Linked DNA regions of Homo sapiens: region 1 is linked to region 2. A link is a loop called in an ENCODE intact Hi-C map of the cell type or tissue named here. Cell type or tissue: Calu3. All regions are shown on one strand. Region 1 overlaps RSPRY1 (ring finger and SPRY domain containing 1). Region 2 overlaps PLLP (plasmolipin).

Region 1 (5,000 bases), 86 kb after region 2:
CAAAGTGCTGGGATTACAGGCGTGAGCCACCGCACCCGGCTGAAATGTGCAAATCTTAAGCACAGTAACGTGCTGAGTTTTATCAAATGCATATACCTGTGACTCAAACCCTATCAAGATAGAGAACATTATCTAGAAACATATTTGCTTAAAAAAATACAAAAATTAGCCAGGCACAGTGGCGTGTGCCTGTAATTCCAGCTACTTGGGAGGCTGAGGTGGGAAGATCACTTGAATCCAGAAGGTGGAGGTTGCAGTGAGCCGAGATCATCCCACTACCCTCAAGCCTGGGTGACAGAGCAAGACTCTGTCTCCAAAGAAAAAAAAAAAAAAGCCTGCAGAACACCCCAAAGACCACAATCTTCTTACTGAAGATTGTGTTTAAATAGGGAAAATCTCAAGTCAACAATACTGATTTGGTAATGCATGAAGATTACACTTGCCAGCTGAAACAGAAACTACCTAAAGATGTTTCAACAAGAGTGTTTCTGTCTTTAGACTCTAAAGCCTCTGGTATTTCATTGGGGAAGGTAAGAAGGGGGTAGATTGTGAAATATTTGGTTGGAATTTTACTTTTCCCACAAAAAGAAAGGTTGTCTTGATGAGGCGTTTTTACTTGCCTCCCAGATGTCCAAAGCTATCTAACCGTAGGTTTAGGTCACACAGAGTACCATTAACTCCTGAACTGTAACTGTCAAGAAGTCTGGGAAAAGCACTGGATGATTCTGACATTTCCCTTATGCACTGAGGATCTTTAAGAAAGCACACCTTTGAAAGTAGGTATTTTTTTCTGGTTGAAAGACTATCTGAGCAGGGCATGGTGGCTCACACCTGTAATCCCAACACTCTGGGAGGCCAAGGCAGGCAGACAGCTTGAGCCCAAGAATTTGAGACCAGCCTGGGCAACATGGCGAAACCCTGTTTCTACAAAAAATACACAAATTAGCCAGAGTGGCGGCTTGGACCCTATAGTCCAGCTACTGGGAAGGGCAGTGGGAGTGAGGGGTGGGAGGATCGCCTGAGCTGGGGAGGTCGAGGCTGCAGTAAACCATGATCGCACCACTGCACTTCAGCCTAGGAGACAGAGTGAGACCTTAAAAAAAAAAAAAAAAAAAAGAGTCTCTGGAAAAACCTTCCTCTAAAAAGTTGAGAGCTTTTTTAACCTAGTAGCAGTGCATCTGTGGTCAGAAAGAATTACAGAATATAGTCCTGACCTAAAATGGTACAAAGGAGAAAAGACAAATCCTTTCAGCATTCAAATAATTTACTAAAAAATAAAATTTAGGCCTAGGATAGAGTAAGGAATTTCCGGAAGCAAATAATAGTAAAAAAGGGGAAGTAAATAATCCCTGCCTGAAATCTTAAGGATTGAAAAATTTGCCTTGGACTCCCAAAAAATACTAAGGAAGAATTGAGGTAAATGCTTATGACGGTTGCAGTACAGGGAAGAAAAACAAATGTAATATTCCGTAGTACTTGTGGTTTTCCCCCCAGGAGGCCAAATAATAGGAGATCATGTGTTATTCAAATATACACAAATCTGAAGGAAAAGGATTTTTCTATTACAGAAAACTCTCTGCTCTTAAGAAAAGCAAATAAAATATATAAGCAGCATGAATATCAACATTTTCCTTAATGATGTCTACTTTAAATGATGTCTAAAACACTCATACTGCATACTCATTTGGATACTTATTAGACCCTAATATGTATTCAATAAATATCTTAGGTGAATTTATTCTAAAATCTGTAACATAAAGTCTCTCCAAAATATTTACCATTTTGAAAAACTGAGACAACACCATTCAATAACTATATATCCAATGCTTATATGGCAGGCAGTGAGGAAAGACGGAAAAAGGTCCCTCATGCTCCTGACAAAGGGAGCTGGGGTTAGGGACAAACTTAGCTCCCTACCCAAAGACTACAGATAAAGCATCTACTAGAAGGAGGCCTCTTGTTCCATCAGTTTTCCAGTGTAAAAGGAACTTTGGTAACACTGAAGTACCTCTGTGTGAGCAAGTTTTTAGGTGACTATACAAATCAGCAATAGCAAAAGGGGACTAGAGAATCTATCTTTGCATTGTAACACATTTATGTCTTACATTATAAGCCAAAATATTGTTGGTATAAATATTCCTGCCCACACAATGAAAAGTAAACAAAAAAACCTATAAATTAAATTGATAAAGATGAAGTTAAATAAAAATTCTAATAAAAAAAGAGGAATCATGATGAAAACTGACATTATTTTGAGACAATTCAGATGATGCACCCCAAACTAAGCATACTTCCTGAATACTGCAGGAATCCCCATTCTGCATATGACATGTGAGAAGCTTGTATTGGTGCCAGGTTTCCCAGGACAGACTTCCTGGGCGAAAAAAGTATTAAGAGACCACAGTAAACTCCAATATTGTTCTAGTTTTAGGTTATGAATACCATGTTTTAGTAATCCTTAGTAATTCACTTGGTAGGTTATTAATAAGTAGCCCTTAGGCATACCTAAGTATGAACAACTATGAAGCAATAAAAACTTAAAAAAACAAACAAACAGTGCTATATTTCCCATGTGGAGGGACTGGGCAGAAACCACATCTTGAGAATCACTGCATTAAGGGAACACAAGAGCGAAAACAATTCTTCAGGAGGTAGAGGGGTAAGAAAAAACTAACACTGAACATTAAACTATGAGGTAATATACTTGCTGAGTAAGGTATTTCAAACCTTCTATTTGAGGTACATAGGACCTATGAAATTACGCCTGGAAACTATAATTTCAAGCAACAAGAAAGCTATGTGCAGAGTTCATTCCTTAACAAATTTAAGGAGTACATAAATTCCTTACTATTTCAAATGTATTCTCAGTTTTCAAAAGCTCAGAAACAAAGCGGAATGTTCTCTAAGAGGCCACCACTATTTATAAGATAACTTTTCCTGATTTAACCTTGTATATACCACACATTTATCTAAAGTTACTACTTTTACATATTTAACCAGCAACCACTCCCTTTTGGAATGGACACATTTGTATGTTTTCTCTACTCACAAAGGTTGGCAAGAAAAGGATTTCAAAAGCTGACTTACTGAATGATAAACCAAAGGGAAATATTCACTCCTTTGCACTTCTAAAAGTTGTAAAAGTCCCCTCCAAAAGGCTGTTGCCCAAGTTACGGCATTTACTACTTCGTGATTATTCTGCTTTTCAATTTTCTAATTTGAATATCAGGGAAAAAACTACCCAAATTCAATGATAACTGCCTTGAAAATGCCAAAAGCTTGAAGAGAAGCTAAATCCATAGTTTATTATCCCCAAATAATTCTTTTGAAATAGATTGCTGGTTCCACTGTGTTTCCCATTTGTGGTGACTACTGACTTTCCACTTATTTTGCAATCCTGAGACTATCACACCCCACTTTACAAGTATCCTACTAAAAAATACAGAACATTTCCTATTTATTTATTTGAGACAGGGTGTTGCTCTGTCACCCAGGCTGGAATGCAGTGGCTCACTGCATCTTCAACCTCCCAGGCTCAAGAGATTCTACCACCTCAGCCTCCCAAGTAGCTGGGACTATCTGCATGTGCCACCACGCTGGGCTAATTTTTGTATTTTTTTGTAGAGATGGGGTTTTGCCATGTTGCCCAGGCTGGTCTTGAACTCCTGGGCTCAAGTGATCCTCCCGCCTTGGCCGCCCAAAGTGTTGTGATTATAGGTGTGAGCCACCATGCCCAGCCATAACTTCCAATCTTAAGTAGTGTAATAGTGATTACTACCTTCAAGAATTCCTAACATTTTCTCCAAACTATATAGAGTGTGAAAGAAAGCTGTATTTAAAAAGATGCAAAGGGATTTCCCACTTCATTAGAACAAATTACTTCATTGTTAAGGAAAGCATATACAATTCTCAACAGACTAAATTAAGCTCACGAGGCCAGGCATGGTGGCTCACACCTGTAATCCTAGCACCTTGGGAGGCCAAGGTGGGTGGATGGCTTGTGCCCAGGAGTTTGAGACCAGCCTGGGCAACATGGCGTAACCCTGTCTTAAAAAAAGTGCAAAAATTGGCCAGGTGTGGTGGCTCGCACCTGTAGTCCCAGTTACTTGGGAGGCTGATGTGGGAGGATCACCTGAGCCTGGGAGGTAGAGGCTTCTGTGAGCCGTGATTGCACCACTGCACTCTAGCCTGAGAGACAGCATGAGACCCTGTCTCAAAAAAAAAAAAAAAAGAAAAGAAAAGAAAAAGAAAAAACAGAAAAAAAGAAATACAGAATAATTGTTTGTTAAACTCTTGACAAAACACACTTTTTTTTTTTTTAGCCTCCAGGCCCCACAGTGCTACATAACTCAGATTTGTTGTTTTTACCTGATTCACTACAGATTAACACACTATTATACAAAATGCTAAGTTTTTATTTCCCTTTGATACTTACTAAATGAAAAGTTATTTTGCTGACAAAAGCAGAAGCCCACATAGAGTATGCTGGTATACCTCCTATAATCAATAACTTGAAAATAATCACTGAGGGCCAGGCACAGTAGCTCATGCCTGTAATCCCAGCACTTTGGGAGGCCAAGGTGGGCAGATCACTTTGAGCTCAGGAGTTCAAGACCAGCCTGACCAACACGGTGAAACTCCCTCTCTACTAAAAATACAAAAATTAGCCAGGCACGGGTGGTGCTTGCCTGTAATCCCAGTTACTTGGGAGGCTGAGGCAGAAGAATTGCTTGAACCCGGGAGGCAGAGGTTGCAGTGAGCTGAGATCGCGCCATTGCACTCCAGCCTGAGGAACAAGAGGGAATCTCGGTCTCAAAAAAAAAAAAAAAAAAAAGTCACTGAGTACAGAAAAAAGCATAACATAGAAAGACATTAAATAGTAGGTTAGGGCAACATGCATCCTGGGAGATCAAATAACTCACAATCACCAGTTATAGTTTTTAAAAAGATCCACAGAATATAGGATCACAAAAACAGAAAATTCAGAGCAGTACAAAAAT
Region 2 (5,000 bases):
AGGGGGAAAAGGGGGACTGCAGGAAGGGAGACTCATCAGGGGCCAAGGCCATCAGGGAGGGCTTCCTGGCATAGGAAGGGAGAAGGAGGATCAGGACAGACCAGAGCTTGTACAGAGACCTGTCAGTCAGTAGGCGTCCTTGAGGCCCAGGATGTGGAAGCTGTGTGAATGCCCTGTGGCGGTAAGGCCATTTGGTTTGGTACCTTCTGTCCTTCCATTTTGCCCCACCTCCTGGGATTGGGGGTGGCCACACAATTCCCACTTTGCAGGTGAATAACAGATCAAAAGCCTCACCTAGCTAGGCAGGTGGCAGGGTGGCACATGCCTGTAGTTCCAGCTACTTGGGAGGCTGAGGTAGGAAGATTGCTTGAGCCTTGGAGTTTAAGGCTGCAGTAAGCCATGATCACGTCACTGCACTCTAGCCTGGGTGACAGAGTAAGACCCCTACTTTTTTTTTTTTTTCCTCGAGACAAGGTCTTGCTCTGTCACCCAGGCTGGACTATAGTAGTGTGATCACAGCTCACTGCAACCTCAACCTCCCAGGCTCAGACGATCCTCCCACTTCAGGCCTCCTGAGTATCTGGGACGACAGGTACATGCCACAATGCCTGGCTAAGTTTTTATATTTTTTGTAAAGATGGGATTTCATCATGTTACCCAGACTGGTCTCGAACTCCTGGGCTCCAGCAATCCACCTGCCTTGGCCTCCCAAAGTGCTGAGATTACAGGTGTGAGCCACTGTACCCAGTCCTCTACTCTTAACAAAAAAAAAAAAAAAGGAAGAAGAAGAAGAGAAGCCTTCCCTAGATCTCCATGATCCATGGGGTGGCATGGAGAGTGCTGATGGGAACACAGGCCTGGACGCTGAGAGCCTTGGGTTCAAATCCTGGCTCTGTCCCTTTCTGGCTGCATGATCCTGGGGGAGTTCCCAAATTTCCCTGAGCCTCACTTCCTTGTCTGTCAGATGGTGATGGCAGGATCTAGATCATGCCTGCAAAGAGCTAGCCTAGCACTATATGTGGGAATGAAGGACAGTTTGGATTCACAGGGTTATAGGATCCGAGGGTTCTTATGCAAGCATAAGAGGTGCCTTTGCAGCATCTCCAACATGAACTTGCATGCTTCCAGAGACAGGGAGCTCAGTTCTTCTTAAGGCTGCCTGCTCCATCCTTGGGCACTTGGGAGTGTTGGAAAGTTCTTCCTTATGGTGATACCGGCTCTGTCTCCGGCCCCAGGAGGCAGACCAGCTCCTCTGCAGATGAAGGGCAGGGCAGGGACTGAAAGCCAACTCTGGTCTCCAGGAAGGGGCTACCTAGATGAGATTGTTGGAGTCCGAGTGAGGTGTGAGCAGGGCTTGGTCACACTCGGATTGCAATGTCTGAGACTCCCGGGGCTTCCCTTAGCACTGAGATTTGTGGGTGGTTCAGTCTTTTTAGTACAGCATTCCAGGCCCCGCATGCCCAATATCTTCATCCAACCCAGCTCCACTGCACAGAGCAATAAATGCCTTGTATTGTTAGTTCCCCCCACACTCCCCACTTACTGCAAGGGGGGGAGTATTGAGTGTTTGGGAATTAATGTGTAATTACATTATGAATATATGAATACATTCTCCTCACAAAATAAAAAAACCTGTACAGATTACACTAAAGCTGTAGTTGGATTACCCACCTCTGTCCCTAAGGGGACAACTATTTGGGGTGTTTCTAGTCTTTTTTCCTGTGCACTTTTGAAAACATTGATAGTTTTATTCTGTATCCTTTGTTCAGCAAGTTGCTTTTCTCATACTTGGTGCATCTGAGAGCTCTTCTTGTGCTCTGTCATCCAGGCTGGAGTGCAGCGGCGTAATCTCAGCTCACTGCAACCTCCGCCTCCCGGGTTCACGCCATTCTCCTGCCTCAGCCTCCCGAATAGCTGGGACTACAGGTGCCTGCCACTACACCCAACTCATTATTGTATTTTTAGTAGAGACGGGGCTTCACCATGTTGGCCAGGCTGGTCTTGAACTCTTGACCTCAGGTGATCTGCCTGTCTCTGCCTCCCAAAGTGCTGGGATTACAGGCATGAGCCACCGTGCCTGGCCACTCTTCATGTTTTGAGACTTGTCTTCCTTCCTTGTAAACTGTTGTGGAGTAACCCGTAGTGTCCCGGCAGCCTCTGCTCATTTAGCTGTTTCTCTACTGATGGAATTGTTTTATTCTTTGAAAAAAAAATTACAGAGACATAATACAAAGCACTCAAATAGTAGAAAGGGTAATCAAGAAAATGTAATCTCTCTCATCCCTGACTGACCACGCCCCACAGCTGCCCTCACCCCAGGCAACCACATGCCTTGTGTCTCATTCCAGGGTGAGTGGATGCATATTTCTACATAAAACCCACATCCTCACTTAACCACAGATAGGTGCTGTCTGGGCATGTGCCAAGCCATGCTTTTCCCCAGGGCAATACACCTAGGGATATTCTGTATCAGTGCACAGCAAGCTGTGTCCATCTTTTTCATACCTTTATTACCTAATTTCTTTTTCTTTATTTTTATTTTGTTTGTTTGAGGCAGAGTCTTGCTCTGTCACCCAGGCTGGAGTGCAGTGACGTGACCTCAGCTCACTGCAACCTCTGCCTCCCAAGTTCAAGTGATTCTCCTGCCTCAGCCTCTTAAGTAGCTGGGATTACAGGCACGCACCACCATGGCCTGACTAATTTTTGTATTTTTAGTGGAGACAGGGTTTCACCATGTTGATCAGGCTGGTCTCAAACTCCTGACCTCAGGTGATCCGCCCGCCTCGGCCTCCCAGAGTGCTGGGATTACAGGCGTGAGCCACCGCACCCGGCCCCTAATTTCTTTAATAGGTAATGTATTTACAATGCTCAAGAATAAAATAGACAGGGAAGGAGTACAGTGAAAAATCTCTGTTCCCTTTTGGTTAAAGTTGACTCCTTCATGCCCACTCTCAGTTTTCTATATCCCATTTTAAGACTTTCTTTAAGGAGACCTATGCAAATGTGGCTCTAGATTCCTCTCTCTCCCAGTTTATATAGTCTCCCCAAGATATATAGTCTAGCCACATCCTTCTGCACTTTTTCTTTTACACTTAAAAAATGAATCTTGGGGGTCCTTTTGTCTCAGTGTGTGGAGTGCAATTGCTTCTTTCTTTATGGCTTCTATAGTATTCCACCATGCAGCTGTGGTGTGACTGTGTGGTCAGTCCCTTTGTTGACAGACACTTCGGGTTTTCTATTCCTTTGCTGTTGCGCACCCTGCTGCAAGAAATGCCACCAAGTGCATCTGTACGATATGTTTCCAGGAGTGGGACTACTGGGTGGGAGGATACATGCATTTGGGATTGTGATGTAGATTGCCAAATGCCTTCCGGAGAGGTCACACCCTTCCTGCCTGCAACAGCATGCCTCCTGGAAGGTTCCTGTTCCCACAGCCTCCCAACATGGTGATTTAACACACTTCTGGATGTGCCCCAATCGAATAGACCAAAATGATAGGTCAATGTAGTGTTATTTTCATTTCTCTCTCTCTCTTTTTTTTTTTTTTTTGAGACAGAGTCTCACTCTGTCACCCAGCCTGGAGTGTAGTGGCATGATCTTGACTCACTGCAACCTCTGCCTCCTGGGTTCAAGCAATTCTCTGGCCTTAGACTCCCGAGTAGCTGGGATTACAGGCGCCCACCACCAAGCCCGGCTAATTTTTGTATTTTTAGTAGAGACGGGGTTTGGCCATGTTGGCCAAGCTGGTCTTGAACTCCTGACCTCAGGTGATCTGCCTGCTTCAGCCTTCCAAAGTGCTGGGATTATAGGCATGAGCCATGATGCCCAGCTAATTTTTATATTTTTAGTAGAGACAGGGTTTCACCATGTCGGCCAGACTGGCCTCGAACTCCTGACCTCAGATGATCTGCCTGCCTCAGCCTTCCAAAGTGCTGGGATTACAGGCATGAGCCACCAAACCTAGCCTATTTTCAGTCTCTTATCAGTGAGGTTGACCTTTTAAAAAATGTGTTTGGGTTGTTTGTTGGTTTTTGAGACAGGATCTCACTCTGTCACCCAGGCTGGAGTGGAGTGGCACGATCAGGAATCACTGCAACCTCCGCCTCCAGGGCTCAAGCCATCCTACCACCTCAGCCTGCCGAGTAGCTGGGACTACAGGTGCTCCTCACCATGCCCAGCTAATTTTTGGTAGAGACATGGTCTCACTATATTGCCCAGGCTGGTCTCGAACTCCTGGGCTCAAGCAGTACTCCTGCCTCGGCCTCCCAAAGTGCTGAAATTATAAATGCAAGGCGCGGCGCCAGGATCTAAAAGATGTTTAAGAGCCGTTTGTATTTCCTTGTCTGTTTGTATTCTTTGCTCATTCTACTGAGTGTGGTTGGTCTTTGCCTTAATAACTGCTAGGAGTTCTGGATTATTTGCAAATATTTCTTTCCTAATTTGTTTGTTTTGCTGGGTTTTTTTCCCCCTCTCATGGTGTTTTTTTTTTTTTTTTTTTTGCCTTGCAAAATTTTGTTGTAGTGTTTTTTTTTTTTTTGCTGAATTTCTTTATTTCATTCCTCTTCCTTTTTTCTTTCTGGGTTCTGGAAATTGAATCATAGTTCAGTCTTTTTCACTCCAGTTGTATCTGTCTGGAATGTATTAACATTGTTACATATTTGTTGTATTTAATTACCTTGTTAGCTTCTATTGTGACAGATAATACAGGTTTCCCACTTCCTAGTGATTTAAGTTTCCTTTTTAAAATTAGCTTATATATGTGATATATACAAGTTCATCAATGGGGACTAGTTTAGATAAATTATGATACATCTGTACAATGGTGCATGATGCAGTGAGTAAAAAGATATCCCCCCACCCCTCAAAGAAGACAATGCAACAGCTCTGTGTATAAGGATGGACAATCTCCAGGCTACCTATTTAAGTGAAAAAAGCAAGGTGCAAAATTGTAGCATGCTATCATTTGTGTGGAAGAAGTACACAGATACAAGACACACTTA

The links. A loop is a pair of places that touch in the nucleus more often than their neighbours do. Peaks named below come from ENCODE experiments on the same cell type or tissue, not always from the same donor. Only the 100,000 strongest peaks of a DNase experiment are listed, where the experiment ranks them.
Region 1: it touches region 2 in a loop (5-fold over the local background); 10 of 110 quality-filtered maps call a loop at or near these places.

What each region holds. Positions count from the first base shown.
Region 1 is chr16:57,188,825-57,193,824 of GRCh38, reverse strand. The region is part of intron 1 of RSPRY1 (ring finger and SPRY domain containing 1); the gene reads right to left. Among named protein-coding and RNA genes, the nearest start is that of RSPRY1, 5.0 kb to the right of the region's middle. In Calu3, no CTCF peak of the experiment used is centred here; no DNase peak of the experiment used is centred here.
Region 2 is chr16:57,275,141-57,280,140 of GRCh38, reverse strand. All of the region lies in intron 1 of PLLP (plasmolipin), which reads left to right. Among named protein-coding and RNA genes, the nearest start is that of PLLP, 7.0 kb to the left of the region's middle. RefSeq lists a silencer at 3,170-3,464. In Calu3, no CTCF peak of the experiment used is centred here; a DNase peak (open chromatin) is centred at 2,340.